2 separate regions of the Homo sapiens genome follow, and region 2 is linked to region 1. The links are chromatin loops, found by intact Hi-C in ENCODE. Cell type or tissue: endothelial cell of umbilical vein. All regions are shown on one strand. Region 1 overlaps SH3PXD2A (SH3 and PX domains 2A). Region 2 overlaps SH3PXD2A (SH3 and PX domains 2A).

What was found. Hi-C counts contacts between places; a loop is a spot of excess contacts. Peaks named below come from ENCODE experiments on the same cell type or tissue, not always from the same donor. Only the 100,000 strongest peaks of a DNase experiment are listed, where the experiment ranks them.
Region 2: a loop joins it to region 1, with 3 times the contacts of the local background. A loop is called at or near these places in 3 of 110 quality-filtered maps.

Annotation. Positions count from the first base shown.
Region 1 is chr10:103,811,730-103,814,229 of GRCh38, reverse strand. The region is part of intron 1 of SH3PXD2A (SH3 and PX domains 2A); the gene reads left to right. Among named protein-coding and RNA genes, the nearest start is that of SH3PXD2A, 43 kb to the left of the region's middle. In endothelial cell of umbilical vein, no CTCF peak of the experiment used is centred here; a DNase peak (open chromatin) is centred at 1,539; H3K27ac peaks cover 924 bases.
Region 2 is chr10:103,756,481-103,758,980 of GRCh38, reverse strand. The region is part of intron 3 of SH3PXD2A (SH3 and PX domains 2A); the gene reads left to right. Among named protein-coding and RNA genes, the nearest start is that of SH3PXD2A-AS1, 11 kb to the right of the region's middle. RefSeq lists enhancers at 1,741-2,396, 2,397-2,500. In endothelial cell of umbilical vein, no CTCF peak of the experiment used is centred here; DNase peaks (open chromatin) are centred at 540 and 1,080; H3K27ac peaks cover 1,050 bases.

The DNA.
Region 1 (2,500 bases):
CACAGCCACAGCTCAGAACGAAGGAACTCGAGTCTCCTTGTTTGCTTTCCCCACTTTGAGCTGATGAATTCCAAAACTGGAAGCAGAACTTTGAGAAAAAGCACCCAGTACAAACTCCCTAACTAGATATCTTAAAGGCAGAGCTGACTCTTAGTAGTACAAATTACTCTGTAATATTGCTTTCTATTAAAAGGGTGTGGTTTTTTTTTTGTTGTTTTTTTTTTTTTTTTAGCTAGTCCAGTGGTCTTTTTGATGTTGGTTCAGCTTAGTGGTTCTCAACCCTGGAACAACCCGTAGACCCACCTGGGGAGCTCTTAAAATTATCAGTGCCTACCCCACCTTCCAAGATTCTGATTTAAATCCTGTAGTGTTTTTAAGGCACCCCAGGTGATTGTAATGTACAGCCAGGGTTGTAGACCTTGGCTTCAAGAGCTCAGCATTGAACCTGAAATTCCCTACAGCCCCACAAGAATGAGCAAATGCTGGATGTCAGCACAACATCCAGGAGCTGGCATGAGCCAGAGGACTGGCTAAGAGGACTCAATTATTTTCTAAGATGGAGATTATGAAAGCTATACATGTTCAAAAGAAATGAAATAATATAGAAATGTTGGCCAGGCACGGTGGCCCACACCTGTAATCCCAGTACTTTGGGAGGCTGAGGCAGGAGGATTGCTTGAGGCCTAGAGTTTGAGACCAGCCTGGGCAACATAGCAAGACCCCATCTCTACAAAAAAATTAAAAAATTATCCAAGCATGGTGGCACATGCCGATAGTCCCAGCTACTGGGGAGGCTGAGCGGGGAGGACTTCTTGAGCCCAGGAGGTCAGGGCTGCATTGAGCTATGATTGTGCCACTGCACTCCAGCCTGGGCAAGAGAGCGAGACTCTGTCTCTAAAAAGAAAAAGAAAAAAAGAAATCTATAAAGTAGAAAGCAAAACTGTTCCCATTTCTCCTCTCTCTCATTCCATGCAAATAACCATGATTATCAATTTGTTGTATTTTTTTCTTTTTAATGTGCATAGACACACACATATGCAAACTTCCCCCCATACAATCCATCCCCCAGATAGATTTAATCATATGGTATACATAGCATTATAATCTTTTTTTTCTTTTCTCAAGATACTATAAACCTTTTCCCATAATGATATAGAAAAGTCCACCTTATCTTTAGTAGGTATATGAACCATAATTTATTTGACCTTTTTTTATCAATAGACATTCAATATTCCTTATCTTTATATACATACACACACACATATATACACACACATACATGCATACACACAATTGTGTGGATAAATTCTTAGCGGTCAAATTGCTGAGTCAAAGGGAATGCAAGTTTGGCGACAGAAATTGCCGAAAAGCTCTCCAAAATGATTGTTCTTGTCTCTCTCAAGCAACGAAATTTCTAATGACAGCTATTTGCCTTGTGTCAAAAGTTGAGCTTTGCTGAGCACAGCAGAGAGGAAGGTGTGAGTGTGTCAGATGGTGGGGAGGAAGCCCAGGGGTCATTTCCCCTGCAGGCTGTGTGTGGAGGCGGCTGCTGGCCTCTGACTGCTGTGTTTCCCAGGAAAAGGAAACCAAGCTGTGTGTGTTAACCTTTGCCATTCTCTCCAGGGTGTGACGATGGAGTGGGGCACATTTTCAGGATGTGTGTGTCGGGGTCAGTAGGCCTGGGTCAGTCATTGATTTGGGAGTGTGTGGAATGAGAATCCCATTTTCTGACCCTTTCCTAGACCCACTGGGTTGTTTCCAAGCCCCTTGGAAGCCCAGGAGTGTAATTTTTTTGATGGCTCAGGAGAGGATATATTTGTTTAATTTCTAGGACTCTGGCTCCTGAATGTCTGGGAGCATTGAGCTTTTCCCCCTGATTTCCATTGCAAGGTTAGCCTTATCACCTCAGCCTAGGCACACCATCGCCCTCTCTGGGCTCCTGGGCATTACCCAAGATGTCCACTGCCCACTGCTGGGCCTCTCCATTGGAGTGCCTGCTGGCTCGAGGTGATCAGACTTGTTTGCTCTGCCAAGCTGACTTGGGACCAGAGGGTGGTGGCAGGATTGGAAGGAGGAAGGTACAAAGGTCCAACCGCATGCTCTCAGGTACTCTGGAGAATGTCCCAGTGGTGACATGCCCAGAACTCTGTGATTGCAAAGTGGGCTCTTGCCAGGCCCAGCACTTATTGGTGCCCCAGAATCTTCTAGGGGAAGAGACTAAAATTCATAAGTGCAAAAGACTGTGCTAGGCACTTTGCAGGGGAAGGGAAGTCACATTTATTAAGCGCCTACAGTGTCCAAGGCACTGTGGTTGTTCTTGCGTTCTCATTAATCTTCACTGTGAGGCAGGTATTCTTAACACTATTTTATGTGTTTATTTTATGGGGTATGGAGGCTCAGAGAGAATAATAACTTTTCATGAAATTGATCCGATTGATTTTAAACTATGCAAAATAGAGTGCTGATCCCCGCAAGGATCCCTAGCCACCTGCCTCATGGG
Region 2 (2,500 bases), 55 kb after region 1:
TATGAGGGAGGTTGTGGCTCAGAGATTTCACCAGACTGCAACCCCCAAGGAAGAGAGGTTGAGAAGTTTCTGGGTCCCACAGGTGACCTGGGATGTCAGGAAAAGCCAAACTATGTGATGGAGAAGGAAAAATAGGGTCTGTTGGTAATTCTGGGGTTTAAAAAGGTCAACAAGATTATAGGCCTGAGAGGCACCGTGTGCCATCTTAAACACAGCTTTCCTCCAACCTCCACTGGAGGTATTTTGTCTTCTCTTGATGTAATTACTGCTTCCCATCCCCAAAAATCAGTCTCCTACTCTGTAATCTGGACGGGCAGTTTTCAGGGCCTGCTGTCAGCAGCTGACTCTGAACACAGCGTGGAATAGCTACATTCATTCCTTTCTATCACAGATATTTATTGAACACATACTGTGTGCCAGCTGTGGTCACTGGTGATATGACTGAGAACAAAGTAGGCCTGGTTGTGGTTCTCAGGAAGTTTACCTTCCAGTGTGGGAGTCAGAAGACAAATAGATGAGCAATTTCCAAGAGTGATGAGTGCCAGAAGGAAAAATAACCAGGTCATGTGGCAGGTGCTACAGCTCAAGGCATCTGAAATTAGATGGTCACAAAGGGCTTCTTTGCAGAGGTGACATCTCCACTGAGTAGGTTTGGATCATCAGGGCCCAGGGGTGCCAGGCTTGGGGGGACAGCAAGAACAGTAACCTTAGTCGGACCACCGGTATATGTTTGAAGAACAGTAAGAAGTGTGTGGAACAGTGAGGAGTGCTGAGTCACCCAGAGACAGCTGGGCAGACAGGACTTGTGGAGCCAAGACACTCCAGAGCGGCTCCACCTGTGTGTTTGTGAGCTGTGCCATCTGGCCCAGTCACACGGACTCCAGGCTCTGTAGCATCATCTGTCAAATGGGTTGATCATGGTTTGGTGACATCGCAAGCAGTTAATGCATGGAAAGCGCTGTGTGGCGTGCAACGGGAGAGGACTGGTGCCGCAAGCCTGTCTGTGCTCGTGGTGGCTTTGCCGCAGGACACAGATGTGGGATTTCCTTTGCCCTCCCCACTCTGTGCTGAGTCAGCTCTTCCCACTGCAGCCCAGGCCGCAGCCCAGGCACAGCCTCACTTCCTGCAGTTCTTTCCCGGCCTGTGGTAACTTGCAAAGCAGCAAGGAGCTTGTTTCTAAAGAGCAGATGACCCAGATGGCTGATCTGGGATGAAAGGTGGGGATCCGGCCTCTGATCACATGGCAGTGTCACTGTCACTACCTTCCAGACTCCGAGCTGCAGACCCTCCAGGTCTTGCAGGGAGTAACAAGCTTTGCAGGGGTCAGCCACGCAAGGGGCTTTTTTACTTTTGAAATGTAGATCAGTCTCCCAAGCCCTTCCCCCGCGACATCCCCACATTCCAAGACCAGGAAAAGAGCCAGGCCACCTTGTTACAACTTGGTATGTGCCTTCCCAATCATTCTAGAAGGGAATCAGCTCCTGAACACCTACCCCCAACCCTCCGTCCTGGATGGATTGTATCCTAGGTATCTTCCCCAGGAACTTTCTGATCTGGGCCGAAAAGCCTGTCTCTTCTCATGGTCTCAGTCAGTCTGTGTCATCTAAGACGCAGAAAATGCACCCGGGCCTGGGTCTCCAGAGTCCTGGATTCTAGTGCACCCCATGCTAATCACCATGGCACAAAATTGAAGAAGTTAAGTTTGAGCAATCAGGGATCACCTTGCTTGTTGGCAAAGTCACCAGAAAGTGACAGGCATGATTTCAGGGCTCGGTGACACTCCTGTCCTTTACCCTCCACTCCCTCCCCCTGGAAATACATCCTTTCCTTACCTGATGCCTAAATGTCCTTTTACAAGGTTGGATCCTTTCCCTCCATGCTGAGAGAGTACAGTTATACCCTGGTGTCCCCAGGGTTGGTGCTTCCAGCCAACTCATACTCCAGCGTAGATGGCAGACTGGATGGTTACTGAGACCAGGGTTGATAGAGGTGAGAGGGCAAGTGGGCAGCTGAGGCTAGAGACAGAAGAAGGTGCTAGGCCTCAAAGGCCTGTGTGGAGTCTGGAGAAGGGGCTGGCGGGAGCTTGCACGGAGCAGAGGAGACCAGCTGGGGTCCTGGAGAGGCAGGTGAGAGGGCAAAGGTGACTTGGCCTAGGCTGGGCCCTGGGTGGAGGGAAGTAGACTGAGGTCTGTCTTAGAAGGACAGCCAAGAGGCCATGCTGATGGATTGGAGGTGGTGGGGTGGGGTCGAGGATGACTGCCCATAGCTCTGTCTGGGCAGCCCTGGCCAAGATGGCAGAAGGAGTGTTTCACCTCACCACCACTCCCCACTCCTGCCTGTGGGCTGCATCCGTGGGGGTGAAGGGAAAGGACTTCCTCCCTCCTCCCTGAGGTGGCCGAAGCCTTTGGAGCATATGAAAGGTGCTTTGTGGTGGGCAGCCTCCCTCCCCAGGAGCCTCTGGGCACTGGGCACTCTGGTTTCTGGGTCCAGGTTTCACTGA